Regions from separate parts of the Homo sapiens genome. Here region 2 is linked to region 1. Evidence: chromatin loops called from intact Hi-C (ENCODE). Cell type or tissue: K562. All regions are shown on one strand.

What was found. Hi-C counts contacts between places; a loop is a spot of excess contacts. Peaks named below come from ENCODE experiments on the same cell type or tissue, not always from the same donor. Only the 100,000 strongest peaks of a DNase experiment are listed, where the experiment ranks them.
Region 2: a loop joins it to region 1, with 4 times the contacts of the local background. A loop is called at or near these places in 2 of 110 quality-filtered maps.

What each region holds. Positions count from the first base shown.
Region 1 is chr12:48,974,898-48,982,897 of GRCh38, forward strand. WNT1 (Wnt family member 1) reads left to right here and starts at 3,425. Exons shown (of 4, transcript NM_005430.4): 1 at 3,425-3,857; 2 at 4,571-4,824; 3 at 5,527-5,792; 4 at 6,255-7,723. The coding sequence starts at 3,754. The coding sequence ends at 6,743. LOC105369757 (a long non-coding RNA gene) reads right to left here. Exons shown (of 3, transcript XR_944929.3): 3 at 7,460-7,691. It also overlaps the pseudogene RNU6-940P. RefSeq lists silencers at 3,110-3,479, 6,587-6,716 and enhancers at 4,363-4,962, 4,963-5,564, 5,997-6,056, 6,165-6,765, 6,237-6,486. In K562, CTCF peaks have their summits at 1,743, 3,245 (motif pointing left) and 5,874 (motif pointing right); DNase peaks (open chromatin) are centred at 3,234, 5,868 and 6,184; H3K27me3 peaks cover 4,555 bases.
Region 2 is chr12:49,338,797-49,346,796 of GRCh38, forward strand. No RefSeq gene overlaps it. Among named protein-coding and RNA genes, the nearest start is that of DNAJC22, 4.1 kb to the right of the region's middle. RefSeq lists silencers at 3,433-3,572, 6,417-6,606, 6,637-6,736, 6,757-6,876 and an enhancer at 3,774-4,285. In K562, a CTCF peak has its summit at 3,843 (motif pointing left); DNase peaks (open chromatin) are centred at 3,845, 4,615, 7,445 and 7,635; H3K4me3 peaks cover 2,505 bases; H3K27me3 peaks cover 1,752 bases.

The sequences.
Region 1 (8,000 bases):
CCCCTTTACTTTGAGTGACATGGGGTCTCGCTGGAAAATTTTGAGCAGAGAAATGAACTAATCAGACTTCTGTTTTAGGAAAGATGGCTCTGGGCTGGGCGCAGTGGCTCATGCCTGTAATCCCAGTACTTTGGGAGGCCGACGTGGGCAGATCACGAGGTCAGGAGTTCGAGACCAGCCTGGCCAACATGGTGAAACCCCACCTCTACTAAAAATACAAAAATTAGGTGGGAGTGTTGGTGGGCGCCTGTAATCCCAGCTACTCGGTACGCTGAGGCAGGAGAATCGCTTGAAACCGGAAGGTGGAGGTTACAGTGAGCCGAGATCATACCACTGCACTCCAGTCTGCACAACAAGAGCAAAACTCCGTCTCAAAAAAAAAAAAAAAGAAAGAAAGAAAGAAAGAAATTGGCTCTAGTAATTAAATCAACCCTTTTGATTTTTGCAGTAAAATGGAGCACTGAAATGGAGCAATCTTGGGCAGTAATGTGGGGTCTAATGAAGTTTTTGGGTTTTTCAGATGGGTACTATTGCAGCATGTCTGCATGCTTATGTGTATGTTCCAGGAGAGAGATAAGTGGATGATGCAGGAAAGAAAGAGGGGACAGTTGATATCATGATTATTTGATCTAAATAGAAAGTTGGGTGCTTGTTTTGGCAGCACATATACTAAAATTGGAATGATATAGAGATTAGCATGGCCCCTGCACAAGGATGACATGCAAATTTGTGAAGCATTTCATATTTTGAAAAAGAAATGTCAGCCAGGTCATAAACAGTGTGACCCAGATCTAGGGGCCTTACCCTCTTGCCCCCTACTCCTGGTGTGTGGAATGTTGGAACAAAGCACAGTGGCTCCTTTCCTCTCTTCCCACCTCTGCTTGACAACAGTCGTCAAAGACAGGGCTTCCATATTTTCCAGCCAGCCTCCCACCCTCACGGTGTTGTATCAATCCACCAGGCCAAAAGATGTGACCCAGGCCCCAGTGGGAAGAAACTCATAAGGGATAAAGGACAGGCTCCCCGTGATACATTGTCCATTTACTTGAGCTATCTATGCTGGGTGCTCTCTGCAGGGACTACTGGCTTTTGGATCTACGGAGGGTGCTGGACCACTACACCTTTTCCCTCTGGGGTGGATCCTTGGAAGGGCCAGATATACTAGGCTGGGCAAAAGGGAAGAAAAAAGGGAAAGAAGGACATTTCTTTCTAAAATAACTTCCATCAGGCTTCATTTGGGTTAATATGCATCTCATTTAAAACACAAGTGCCCGGGAATATTAATGAAACTTACCTGGCATTTATTCCTTAGAGTGATTTCCCTGCCTTAGAAGGGAATCCTAGTCATTTCTGGGACTTGAGACTTTAGGTTCAGGCCTGGGGAAATTTCTCAGTCAGAAGGCATCCTAAAAGACAAGGGAGATGAAAAAAATGAGAGCTAGAACTCAAAAGGGAGGCAGAAAGGCCCAAAAAATTATTTTTACCCATCAATTTTGAGAAGGGTTCCCAGCCTGTAATTGCTGCACACTGGCAAGCAGCTGGTAAGGTCGAAAGAGCATGGGCTTTGAGTCAAATTGGTCTGGGTTTTAATCTGGCTCTACCATTGATTCATTTATTAGACGTGGACCTTGGACAAGTGCCTGATCTATTTTTAATTCTGCAAAATGGGGAGAGAGAAGAGATCTTCCCTCCTTCCAGGGGCCATGTGTGTGGTGGTGGGGCATGATAACCAGGCTGGCAGTGCCCCCTATTCCCCATATAGGGAAAAGCAGCCACTTTTTTTTTTTTTTTCAGATGAAGTCTTGCTCTGTAGCCCAGACTGGAGTGCAATGGCGTGATCTCGGCTCACTGCAATCTCCACCTCCCGGGTTCAAGCCATTCTCCTGCCTCAGCCTCCTGAGTAGCTGGGACTACAGGTGTGCGCCACCACACTCAGCTAATTTTTGTATTTTTATTAGAGATGGGATTCCACTATGTTGGCCAGGATGGTCTCGATCTCCTGACCTCATGATCCACCTGCCTCGGCCTCCCAAAGTGCGGGGATTATAGGCATGAGCCACCGCGCCCAGCCTGTCACTTCTTCAATAGGAGGCCTAAATGGCCTTGAAGCTGAGTAGGAGTCCCTGGGAGAGAAGAGAAAAGTGTACAATGGATGAGATGGTCACAGGCACTCTGGGTATCCCAGTGTGGTGGGAACTAGAGCTTTAGGGAAAGACAGAAACTTGGCAGAAACATCCAAAGAGAAGCAAACACATGGAGGCACAAGTTTCCTCATCTAGGTTCAATGTAGCCAGCAACCCTTGTCTTCCCAGTCCTCTCCATCACCATACATACAGTGGACATCCGCACCATTTCCCATCCTTTCTGAGCCTAGGCCTCAGAGACTTAGCCACTCCAGGCTGGGTTCACCTCAATACCATCTTGGTTGTAGGCTCGGCTCTCTCCCCCAATGACATGCACTGGTTGACACATACCACAGTGTGACACGCCATAGGATGCCACGAGGTACAAAGGGCAACAGAATGACGCATACACACATATTTAATCTTCCCATGCACATGCTCATCCACCCACTCCACACACAGTCCAGACACTCTGCATCCCTCAATCATGCTTCTGAGTCTCCTGTCGACAGTTGCCACCTCCTTCCTGACACACTGCCCCAGGCGGTGACTGTGACAAGGTGACTCCATGACCTTTTCTGACTTGAGCTAAATTCCAAAATTCTTTGGAAAGTTTCCTAACATCCTTCGTCAGAACAAGGAGTTTCTGCACGTACCAACACACAGGAGGATGCACCCTCAGAACACAGCACATTCTCACTCCCACCCATATTCACGTTGTTCCACTTCACACACACACACACACACACACACACACACAGCCACTTGTGCGCTTCTTCTGGCGCACATGAGCAAACTGCCTGTTGCTTTAGGTTTCTCTCCACCGCTAGGCTCCTTTTGGTTAGCTCACCCCCACAACTCATCCCCGGGATTTCCCTGACCACAGCCGCACTCACGCCCCCGTCTCCCCTTTTTCCTTCTCTGTCCAGCCATCGGGGGTTCCTGGGCGGTTAAGCATCTCCCCGGAGTCGCTGCCCAGAACCACAGCTTTCCTTCCGACACTCAGGATGGGGGAGAGAGGGGACGTCGGAGGGGCCCGGGGTGACGTCGAGGGGACAACCCCACCGCGGGCGGCGAGGCGGGCTGGGCCCCTGGCGGGCTCTCCCCGCAGCACACTCTCGCCGCGCCCCCTGGCGGATGCTAGTCCTCGACGGGCTCCGGACGCTCAGCTGAGTGAGGCGGGCGCGCGTGGGAGGGTGTCCCAAGGGGAGGGGTCCGCGGCCAGTGCAGGCCCGGAGGCGGGGGCCACCGGGCAGGGGGCGGGGGTGAGCCCCGACGGCCAACCCGTCAGCTCTCGGCTCAGACGGGCGGGAACCACAGCCCCGCTCGCTGCCCATTGTCTGCGCCCCTAACCGGTGCGCCCTGGTGCCACAGTGCGGCCCGGAGGGGCAGCCTCCTCCCGTCACTTCAGCCAGCGCCGCAACTATAAGAGGCGGTGCCGCCCGCCGTGGCCGCCTCAGCCCACCAGCCGGGACCGCGAGCCATGCTGTCCGCCGCCCGCCCCCAGGGTTGTTAAAGCCAGACTGCGAACTCTCGCCACTGCCGCCACCGCCGCGTCCCGTCCCACCGTCGCGGGCAACAACCAAAGTCGCCGCAACTGCAGCACAGAGCGGGCAAAGCCAGGCAGGCCATGGGGCTCTGGGCGCTGTTGCCTGGCTGGGTTTCTGCTACGCTGCTGCTGGCGCTGGCCGCTCTGCCCGCAGCCCTGGCTGCCAACAGCAGTGGCCGATGGTGGTAAGTGAGCTGGTGCGGGGTCGCCACTTGTCCCGCGGCACAGAGCCAGGGGCCAACCCTACCCAGCTCCCACGCTCTGGGATCCGTCTGCCGACAGGCTCCCTCCCCGCTCTGACTTCCCTCCGCGACACCGAAGGGCGATCTGGCATGAAACTGCCCCAGACTCCAGCTCTGTACAAGTGGGGCGAATGATCCGCCCGCGGAGGCCTAAGATACCCCAGGCAGGGAGCCCACTCTCATCTAGCACCGCCCTTCCCCTTTGAGCGCCAACTCCAGCCTCACGGCGGTGGCTCACCACAGGTTTCCCCACCTCGGGAAGTGAAGGGCCAGGAGTTCGCCTAGAAAGGAGGGGAGAAGAGGGTGGGACTCCTAAGCATTTCACGCCTTGGGTGGGCAAGAACTGCAGGCCATGATTATCTCGCTCAGGCTGACCGGAAGAGGCTCGGAGATCCAAGGTAGACACTCGGTCTCCGGGTACCTCCTCTGTCCAGTCTCCGGACCTAGGGCTCAGGCGAGCAGCCCTGGGACTACTGGGCACACACAAGTCTGGACGCCCAGTTCTTTCAAATTAGTGAGCCTGGGAGAGCGGGTATTATTAATCTCCCGCCATTCTCTCCAGCCACATACCCCCAGGAAGAGGACCGGGTGGCACAGTTTTTATGGTTAGGGTGCGGATCCCCTTCCTGAGCCTGAGCTATCATACGTCCCACCAGGGGTATTGTGAACGTAGCCTCCTCCACGAACCTGCTTACAGACTCCAAGAGTCTGCAACTGGTACTCGAGCCCAGTCTGCAGCTGTTGAGCCGCAAACAGCGGCGTCTGATACGCCAAAATCCGGGGATCCTGCACAGCGTGAGTGGGGGGCTGCAGAGTGCCGTGCGCGAGTGCAAGTGGCAGTTCCGGAATCGCCGCTGGAACTGTCCCACTGCTCCAGGGCCCCACCTCTTCGGCAAGATCGTCAACCGAGGTGGGTGCCCAGGAAGGCGACGCTTCCGGGAGCAGGGGAAACGCGGGGTCACCCCCAGGGCATGGGCGGGCGAGTTCAGAGAAGGTGTCCCAGGCGCCTGGAGGGTCACACAATCAACCTTGCCAAGTGCCTCGTGCCCAGCGCCAGCTCGGGGCCAGACTTCTACCAGGCGTTTTCCAGCCGTGCACCCTGGAAACGAAGCTTAACTTTTCTGAGCTACTGCCCCAGATAAAGAAAGTTTCGGGTCGCGGACGCCGGCTGACCGCCGCTTTCCCCCAGCCTCTCTCAAAAGCGCCTGGGAAGCTGCTCTCTGCAGGCGTGTGTCTGGCCTCTCGCCCAGCAAGGCTTGCACCGCCAAAATGGGCCGAAAGTTTTGGGCTGCGAAGAAGTCTTGGGGATGTATGGTTCTTCCGCTCCCCTCTCTTCGGTTTGTCTCTCTGGGGCTGCTCCACTTCCGCTATCGAGCCAAAATGCGCCCTAGAATCTCCCAGTAAGGTGTGATTACGCCCGTGGACGTGGCTGCGTGCCCACGCACCTGCTTTCTCTACTAGCCCTAGAGACCAGCTTTCCAGCACTGCCGGCCCTGGCTCTCAGGACTCAAAGTGCGGAGTCGGGGGTGGGATTCCGGTCCCAAGCCCTTCATGAGGGTGCTGGCCGCGCCCCGCGTACCCCCTCGCTGATCCCCGCTCCCTTCTCCCACAGGCTGTCGAGAAACGGCGTTTATCTTCGCTATCACCTCCGCCGGGGTCACCCATTCGGTGGCGCGCTCCTGCTCAGAAGGTTCCATCGAATCCTGCACGTGTGACTACCGGCGGCGCGGCCCCGGGGGCCCCGACTGGCACTGGGGGGGCTGCAGCGACAACATTGACTTCGGCCGCCTCTTCGGCCGGGAGTTCGTGGACTCCGGGGAGAAGGGGCGGGACCTGCGCTTCCTCATGAACCTTCACAACAACGAGGCAGGCCGTACGGTGAGCTTTGAGAGGCTCCGCACCCTAAGCGGAGCGGCAGGGGCCAACCTCGGGCTGGGGAAGTGACGGTCGGTGAGATAAGGCAAGGGGCACCAGGAGAGGGCGTCCTGGGAGAGCCGGAGGCTTGGAACGAAGACGGAGAATAGAGGAGACAGTGGCTGAGGGCAAAGGTATGTCTGGCCCGCGGACAGGTAGAAGAGGTTGCAAATCAAGCACAGTCTCTTCGCTGTACAGATTCGAAAAATAAGCCTGAGAGGCCGAGACTGACTCGCCGCGGCGGAGCAGGGTTGGGCAGGGTTTCCAAATCTCAGCGGAACATTTCGCGCCTCCCTTCCCCTGGGCTCAGCTAGGCCTGGGCCTTTGCTGAGGTCCGGCCCCCGTGGCGTCCGGGAGAGGGCAGTGTCTGGGAGGGTGACTCTGGCCCGGTGCCCTGGGACACTCTTTCTTCCCCTATCCCCGCAGACCGTATTCTCCGAGATGCGCCAGGAGTGCAAGTGCCACGGGATGTCCGGCTCATGCACGGTGCGCACGTGCTGGATGCGGCTGCCCACGCTGCGCGCCGTGGGCGATGTGCTGCGCGACCGCTTCGACGGCGCCTCGCGCGTCCTGTACGGCAACCGCGGCAGCAACCGCGCTTCGCGGGCGGAGCTGCTGCGCCTGGAGCCGGAAGACCCGGCCCACAAACCGCCCTCCCCCCACGACCTCGTCTACTTCGAGAAATCGCCCAACTTCTGCACGTACAGCGGACGCCTGGGCACAGCAGGCACGGCAGGGCGCGCCTGTAACAGCTCGTCGCCCGCGCTGGACGGCTGCGAGCTGCTCTGCTGCGGCAGGGGCCACCGCACGCGCACGCAGCGCGTCACCGAGCGCTGCAACTGCACCTTCCACTGGTGCTGCCACGTCAGCTGCCGCAACTGCACGCACACGCGCGTACTGCACGAGTGTCTGTGAGGCGCTGCGCGGACTCGCCCCCAGGAACGCTCTCCTCGAGCCCTCCCCCAAACAGACTCGCTAGCACTCAAGACCCGGTTATTCGCCCACCCGAGTACCTCCAGTCACACTCCCCGCGGTTCATACGCATCCCATCTCTCCCACTTCCTCCTACCTGGGGACTCCTCAAACCACTTGCCTGGGGCGGCATGAACCCTCTTGCCATCCTGATGGACCTGCCCCGGACCTACCTCCCTCCCTCTCCGCGGGAGACCCCTTGTTGCACTGCCCCCTGCTTGGCCAGGAGGTGAGAGAAGGATGGGTCCCCTCCGCCATGGGGTCGGCTCCTGATGGTGTCATTCTGCCTGCTCCATCGCGCCAGCGACCTCTCTGCCTCTCTTCTTCCCCTTTGTCCTGCGTTTTCTCCGGGTCCTCCTAAGTCCCTTCCTATTCTCCTGCCATGGGTGCAGACCCTGAACCCACACCTGGGCATCAGGGCCTTTCTCCTCCCCACCTGTAGCTGAAGCAGGAGGTTACAGGGCAAAAGGGCAGCTGTGATGATGTGGAAATGAGGTTGGGGGAACCAGCAGAAATGCCCCCATTCTCCCAGTCTCTGTCGTGGAGCCATTGAACAGCTGTGAGCCATGCCTCCCTGGGCCACCTCCTACCCCTTCCTGTCCTGCCTCCTCATCAGTGTGTAAATAATTTGCACTGAAACGTGGATACAGAGCCACGAGTTTGGATGTTGTAAATAAAACTATTTATTGTGCTGGGTCCCAGCCTGGTTTGCAAAGACCACCTCCAACCCAACCCAATCCCTCTCCACTCTTCTCTCCTTTCTCCCTGCAGCCTTTTCTGGTCCCTCTTCTCTCCTCAGTTTCTCAAAGATGCGTTTGCCTCCTGGAATCAGTATTTCCTTCCACTGTAGCTATTAGCGGCTCCTCGCCCCCACCAGTGTAGCATCTTCCTCTGCAGAATAAAATCTCTATTTTTATCGATGACTTGGTGGCTTTTCCTTGAATCCAGAACACAACCTTGTTTGTGGTGTCCCCTATCCTCCCCTTTTACCACTCCCAGGCTTGGAAGCTTACCTCTCTCAAACAAATAGAATATGCTGTTGGGGGACTGGTTTCCTAACCTTGCCAGAGGACCCTGAGATTCTGACCCTTGGATGACCCTAACGAGGCCACTGGGAATCCAGCTCTCCTGAGAGAGGAACCTGGTCAGTAGCCAAACAACCCTGCAGGGTTCTTCTTCCTCGTGGAACAGCAACTGGCT
Region 2 (8,000 bases), 360 kb after region 1:
GGGGCATTTGGAGACCCTGGAGGTGAGCAGCTGCAAAGGCCTCTTAGAGACCAGGATAAGCCAGGACTATCATGTATGGGAGAACATTGTGTAAGATGGAGGGCACAGGGCACACCAGGGCATGATTATTGGATGGAGAGTGATTTCCTCCTCTCTTGTTTTCTGTACTCCTTCCTTGCACCCCCGACCCCCGCCTCATAATGATGCTGGGAGAGAGAGGTTCCTAAGGCTGGGCCTGTGTTGGGGGTTGGGGGAGGCCCCTACATGTCTGCAAGGAGTGGGAGAGAAAGGATTGGCAGTCAGTGGGGGAGGGGCCTCCTCCTCCAACCATAAATACAAATTTTATTCAAGGTCTTTGTCGCCATTTGTCTTCCTCGGGGGGCTGAGGGCCGTGTCAGCCCTCTGCATGTCTAATTCCGGATCTGCTCCCCCAGGCTGGATGATGGATGGATCAGAGAGCAGGCCCAGGCTCACACCAGCCTCCCCTGCCTGATCCTCAGGCCCCATCCACCCCAGGTCCTGACTCCTCTCCCTCCCTTTTCCCTCCCTCCACTCACCAGAGACCCCCTCTGCCCAGCCACACTCCTCACTCCACTCATTCTACTCACCAAGGTCCCCTTTTTAAGTCCCTCACCTCAGCCCCTTTCAGGTCCCAGTCCTCTTCTCTCTAGAGCTTCCCCTCTCCTCCCATCCCCAGCCCAGGCTGTGAGATGTGGTGACCAGCAGGGCTGCAGGCAGCAGCGGATCTGTGTGGTCGGGGGAGCCGGCTTGGCTCACGGGGAGCTGAGGGGCCAGCTCCATGAATTTATTCATGTTCTGTTGCTCTTTTCCCACACTCTGGAATGAAGCTGCCAGCTCACCAGGTCCTTATTGCTTCCCCTGCAGCTGCCACATTCTGCCAAGAAGGGACCTGGGTGGGGCCAAGGCCAGCCTGTGCACCTTGGGCCAGAAGCCAAGTGTCTGGGCTCGAGGCAATGCTGGGGCCCAGGCCAGGGTCTGGGACAATTTTCCCAGAACTCCTCTGGCAGCCAAACTGGGAAGCCCCAGGGAGGTGGTATGGTTGGGAATGGGAAGTAGGTAGAGAAGGGTGTGCTGCAGGACAAAGAAGGGGCAGTGGAAGTGGGGGGCAGAGTTGGCAGGGGGAGCGGAGAGGAGAGGAAGCCTTTAACAGTTTCCTAGGCTCCCCCACTTAAAGGTTAATGCAGCCTTCAGACAGACCAGTCTGTCCTTGACTCTGCATTAGCCTTGACCCTAACCCCTATTTATATACTCGACTCCTCTTCAATCCTAAAATGAATTTTAACTCCATAAACTGACCCTAAATGGAATGCCTCCCTCACCTGTCCTGGAACCCAGGGGGATCCCCAGAATCCCCCCCAGGGCTATAGCTAGGTGTGTGTCAGAGTTCTGAGGACCAGACTTTGGATTAGCATGTGATTAGCATATGATTTGCATGTGATATGTGCCTTCTACTCTGTGGAAGTTTTCATGTTAAAATTTTATGAAGTCTAGTGGAAAGGTCCTGGCTCCTTGAAAGTTCTCTCTTTTTGTTCCTTCTCTCACACTTACTGTCACTGACCCAGACCCCCTCAAGGGAAGAAAGGGGGTGAAGAGGTGAGCAATAGAGGGCCCTTGGGAGGGAAGGCTCCAGCAGCATGATATGCCTGCATCACTTGAACGTGCCTCAGTTTCCTCATCAGTAAGAGAAGAGAAACCTCCTCGCTGCCTGACATTTTATCAAGATCTAAGGAAACACTTTTTTTTTTTTCCTTGCACTCTCTCCTTCCTCCCCTTCAGGGCCCGTCACAGTGTGGTTCTCCCTACTCATTCCCACACTCTGGCTTTCAACTCCCACATTGAAGATCACATGGATCTGGAAGCAGCCTGGGTTGCCTGGTAGCAGTCCTCTAGTATGAAGACAAGGGAATCCACGTGAGAGGACAGGGGACGGCATGGAAAGGGAAACAACATTATTGAGTCCTTATTGTATTTTAGGGCTTTAACATGCAACTTCTCGTTGCATCCTCACAGCACCCTTTAGAGTTAGATCTATTGTCCCCATTTTAAAGATAAAAAAACTGGGGCCCAGAAAGGGGAAATGGCTTGTCCATTATCACCCTGTAAGGGATAGTCCTGGAATTAGAGTTATGACCTCCTGGCTTCCTTCTCAGTTCCCTAGAGGAGACAAATGGCACCCAAGGCAGTGGAAGAGTGAGAGAGGCAGGCCAGGAGTGGGCAGTGAGATTTGAATGGCTTCCGGGAGCCTTTTGTATGTGAGGCCAAAAGGGTTGGGTCTTGGCTCCGTGTATCCCCCAACCCCCACCCTGACACTGTTAAGCATGATGCCCAACAGGTGCTCAACTGTTGGCTAAAGGATGGCCAAAGTTAGTTTCAGAGAACAACCGTCCAGATGGAGGAAGAGAGGGCAGAGAAAAAGGAAGGCAAAGGAAAACGAAGCGAGTCAAGGAAAATTTGCTTAAGGGACAAAAGGGAAGCCTGAAGCCGGCTGTTCTCCGACTGCAGCTGGGAAAACCGTCCCAGCCCAAGAACCTGCTCATGGTTTGCCTCCTTGCAGAGACTACCCTCCTGCCTCTGCCATCACGGCCAGGCCCAGGGCTCCCACTCATCAGCCAGTGCCTCTGGCACCAAAACTCAGTGCAACCTTAAGTTCAAAGTATCGCACCAGGGTCCACAGGGCTGAAGACAAGCTCCTGGCTTCTCAGAGAGTGGGTAAAGACTGCTTCCAAGGTGTCTGCCAGGTCAGAGCTGTTGCTGACTTACTTCGGCAGCCCTCCACCCCTGGCCAGGTGCTGCTCCTAGCCTTTGACTCCTCCACCTCCCTTTGTGCCCCCCTCTGCCTCCACCGCTTGCCAGCTCCAGCCTCCAGTTAATGAAATGTGGGGATCGGCTGCACAGAGAGCTGTCAGACCCCTCATTTCTCCTCTGGGATATTGACTCCGGGTCTGGGAGACCCACAGGTGAAAGGAGGCGGGTGGGGTGCGGGAAGTTGAGGTAGGGGCGCATACTGATGAGAGCCCCGAGACCAGGAGGTAGTGCTAAGCTCCAAGTCTCGAGGGCTCGGCTAAGCGAGGAAGGCCCTAGGATGCTCTTTCTGCTTGGGGTCCCCAGCTTTTCTCTGACGAGCAGGACACTTAACGAGCCCCAACCCACCGCACCCGGACCTGGACCCCGAACTAGCACCCCAGGCGGGCTGGACTTCAGTGAGCGCCGCGCGCAGCGCCTCGGAGCCAGAGACCGCTGCCCGGTGCTTCCTCCCATCTTCTTCCATCCCTTCCCTCTTGCTCCCCCTCCCTCCTGCACTCCCTCCCCGGCGGCCGCGGCCTTTATTAGGGATTCCGCGGCTGTCGGTCCCGCCATCCATCCTGTCCGCCGGCAATTAGGCGGCCAGACAAAGAGCAGCTTCGGATGGATGAGGGTCCCAGCGGATCGGAAATGTGAAGGGTCAGCGCTGCCGCCCGCGGCGCACCCCGCTCCCCCTTCCGCATAATCACCGGCCGCCCGTCACTCAGCCGGCCGCCCAGGGAGCTCCTGGGCCCGGCCCGGGAGAGGGCGGGGTGCGGCTGCAGCCTAGGCGCCCAGGACAGGGCGAGGGCGGACCTGCGGCAGGAGCGCCTCCTGCGGGGCAGTGGAGGACTGTGGCCTGAGGCATTGGCCGAAGGGTGGGGGATTATGGCCCCGGGCACTCCCCGAAGGGAAACTGGGGCTAGCGGCTTGGGGCCTCCCAGTGGGGAAGAGGGAACAAAAGCTGCGGAGACCGGAGGCCCGGGGTCCAGGGCGCCCCCTGCTGGGAAGCTGGGAACCAAGCCTTAGAGGTCCGGCAGGTACAGATGGAACCAGGCCCAGGGCGACCCCTCCTAGGGAAACCAAGGGTTTCTAGCCTGGCGCGCCTCCTGCCGGCTTTGAATGACACTGCGCTTCTATGCCCGCTCCGTTCAGTGAAATCCAACCAATCCGCATCCGCTCAAAAAAGGCTCCAAGTCCTGGCGAACCCGAGGGGAGCCGAGAGGGAGTTCAAGGAGTCCAGGTTTTACTGCAGATTCTTTGGCGCTAGCTCCCAGCTGACAAATCAACATCTCAATCTGACAATTAGTGGTCAAGATGCGGGGTGAGGGGCTCTTACAGCCCCGGCCGCTTAGCCCTCCCGGCGGGAGGCAGAGGGGTGGGCGGTGCTGGCAGTGATGAACGACTCCAGGGGGGCCCGTGGCCCCGAGCGCGCATTCATTACTCGACTGACAGGCGGGTGGCGGGCCGGGCGGGCTGCGAGTGGACGTGCCGGGAAAGAGGCCAGTAGCAGGAGGGGACTAAGGCAAGCGTTTAACAGTCCCACTGCTCCATCTGCTCCCGGTCCTTCGCCTTGACCCTGGGACTTGACTTCCTTGAGCTCGGCCTCCCAGTTGTTGGAGCTGGCCCTGGCTGGGAAGCAAGGGCGGGGACCTAAGCCCTCTTCTGGGGTTAGGTGATTTAAGGTCTGAGATGTCAAGGAAGGGTATTAGGCAGGTCTCAAGACTAGGCGATTCGGCCTGACCTCTGAGAGATTGTGCGTGACTGTGCACTCAGAGATGGCGTGTATGACAGGGATTGATGAATGTGGATCGCACGTGGGAGGTCAGTGACTGTGTGTGTCAGTACCAGGTATGTGTCAGTATGATTTTGTCAGTGGAGGTGTGAGATTCCCTCTGAGGATGAGCCACCACCCCTCCCTGTGTGTCCGTCTCCCCACTACCCCCCAGCTGGCTGTCAGCTCTGTCTCCAGTTATGGAGGAAATGGCAGTGCGCACGGTGACAGCTGAGGTGTGCTGCTGGGGTGGGGGGTGGGGGTGGTGCTAGATGTTAACTGTGAGAGTGCTGGTCAGGACAGCTGCTCCCTTCCAGCACCTTCACCACTAACATCCCTACCCCAAGGGTTTTGAAAGTAGTGGATTTTTTTTTTTTTTTTTTTTTTTTTTTTTTTTTTTTTTTTTTTTGGCCAAAGTTTGGACACCTAGTTGCTGTGCCCTGGGGAACAAAGTGATTACTGCCAGAGTTGTCTAGCCCATACCCCTACACATACACATACACAAGGTCTCCAAATGTGAGATGTGATCTCCAACCCATGTGGCCTACCTAGGCTGGTGGTGGCCAGAGAGGAGTTGGTAGATGTTGAGCAGATGCCTGTGTGATGCTCAGGAAGAGAGAGGCTGACCTTCAGACCTCCAAGGCAGCCTATCTCTTTGGAGCCTGTACTAGCAGCCTCGGAGACCCTAACCTTTTGGGTCTCAAGTCCAAGTTAATTACTAGTTTATGCCTTGGGAGGATAATGCTAACTGCACTCTAATTCCTCTCCATAATAACTCTCTTCAGTTTGGCTTGGTCTCCACTCTCAATCCTCATTCTCAAAAACACCAAGAAGTTGAACCTGGCCTCCTCCCAGCCCTGAACCTCCTGGGTTTACAGAGCAGAGAGCTGGGCTGACTCTGGATCTCTGGCCCCCTGTTTTGTTCAGCAAGACCCCTTCCCTTTGTCTTGTTGTTCCTTGGGGCTAGGGTATCTCCTGGAGCTTCTGTATATTTATCTCTGTAAACGTCCTCTTCTTTTTTTTTTTCGGGGTCTCACTCTGTCTCCCAGGCTGGAGTGCAGTGGCTCGATCTTGGCTCACTGCAATCTCCGTCTCCTGGATTCAAGAGATTCTTCTGCCTCAGCCTCCTGAACACCTGGGACTACAGGCTCCACCCGGCTTTTTTTTTTTTTTTTTTTTAATTTTTAGTAGAGACAGGGTTTACCATGTTGACCAGGCTGGTCTTGAACTCCTGATGTCAGGTGATCCACCCACCTCAGCATCCCAAAGTACTGGGATTACAGGTGTGAGTCACGGCGCCCAGGCTTTGTACCCTCCTTTGTGTCTGCATATTTCCACATTTAGGAATCTTCCAAATTTGTCTTCCTACATTTTGGGGGGCTCTCTCTTTGTTCCTCTTGGGGCTCTTCTCTCTAAGAATACACCAGCCCAGCAGAATACCCCACGGACACTGGAGTAGGAGAAGGAGGAGGGCTTTCTTCCTGCCCCCATCCAGAGGTGATTGCTAACCCAAGGATGGTCACACCGTGTCAGGGCTCGGGCACGCGCGGGTCACTTCACATTCTGAGCACAGACGCCTGGTCGATGCCCTGCTGTCCCTCCCTCCTCCCAACCTCCCTCCGCCTGGCCCCCGCCCCCTCCGCCCGCCTGGAAAAGGCAAATTTGACATTTTTAAATCCCGAGCCTTAGAGGGATCGATGCGGCCCGGGGGCCCCGCCCGGGGTCGATATTCCTGATTGGGAAGCGGCCGCTTCGCGGAGCCCGCGTGTAAATCACCTGGGCTGGGGGAGGGGGCGTGGGGAGCCTACCACGTCCCAGGCTCGCGAAGCCAGGAGGGGTCGGGACCCGGGCGGTACCGGAGGGCGACGGAATGAGAACGACAGGCCTTAGAGAACCAGAGAGAAGCCCGCCCAGGGCCTCCCCCTCCCCCGCTCAGCCCTGCCAACTCCCCCAGCAGGCTCCAGTCTCGCTTCAGCGGCCGCCACCCTTCGTTGCCCCTGGAGCCGCCGGGGAGGCCAGTGTCGGAGCCAGCCATGCGGCGGCTCCTCTCTGGCCGCTCCCGCGGGGCCGGGGCTTCGGCGGCTGCTGTCACGGAGCCGACAGGCCGGGCCGGCCGGGAAGGGGCGGGTGGCGGGGGGGAGAGGCGGCGGGGTGAGGCTGGCTCAGCGCTGGCACTCAGTGGGCGCGCAACGTATGTTTGCCGAATTGAAAGGCTGGGACACCGAGCGGCGCAGGGCAGAGGGTCGGAGGGCACAGGCGGGGTAGGAGATGGCCCAGACCGGGTGAGGGCAGAAGCCTCACTCACGGGGGAAGAAGGCACTCGAGGTCGCTCTGAGGACCGCTGGGCTGGGATAGACCACCCATCCCCCGCCGGGGAGACCCGGGTAGTAAAGAACAAGACAGAATGGGACAGGCAGGACGGTTTGGACCCCACCTACAAGCGCCTCCACCACCCCAGCCTCCGATCCTTGTCACGCTCTGCTGGGGAAACCGAGGCAGCCGATGCTGAGAATAGCCAAAAAGTTAAAAGCGGGGTCAGCGACGAAGCTGGGGCAGCAACCAGAATTCCTGCGTGGGTTTTTTGGATTCCTCCGCCCACGCGGGGCCAGTTTGCGGGTAAATGCACCACCGCGCCCCGCACCACAGCTCAGACCCTTTCCTCTCGCTGCAGTTTGTCAGATCCCCCCACCTCCCACTCTGCACCAGTTTATAGAACAACAATTTGGGGAAAACAATCCGGGCGGAGTGACGGCCCCGTAATTGTGACAAAGTGAGTGCGGGCGGCTGGAGAGAGCGCTAGGCCGGGAGCGCTGCAGGGCGAGGCGGAGGCAGGGGCGCCTCCCCCCGCCCTGCCGCCCCCTCGTTCTTATTCCGGTCACCTCCCATCCCTCTCCTTGACTCTTCAATTCCTCTTCTCCCGGCCCCTTGCGCCTTCCTTCGCTTGTTCCTCCATCGCTCTTCCCTTTCCTCCCGGTAACAGCTCTTCTCCCGCTCCCCCGACCCCGTCGCCCCTCCCCCGGTGCGCTTTTTCCTCGCTCACTTCTCCCCTCTCCTCTGCCCTCCACTCGTTTCTTCAGCTTTTCCTCGCGCTTACATTGCCCTTGGGCCCCTGGCTCTCCCCGCACAATCCGCTTCTCTCCCTCCCCACTCCTCCCTTCCTGAGATCGAACCCTGAGCCCCTTCCCGACCCCCACTCTCTGGGCCGCCAGCGCAGCCCCGCATTTCTGGGTTCCTCGGGAAGTAAACCTGGGGGCGCGCTGCGGCCCCGGGTGCCCCGGCGGCCAGCCCCTTCCCTCTCCCTTGTATGGCTGCCGCCCCCGCCCCACCACCTGAGCCGGGAGATAGTTTGTTTGTCCAGCGGCGGCCGCCGCCGCCCACGCTGTTTGCAAAGCTTAGCGCGCCGTCGCGCAGTGCGGGCCCAATT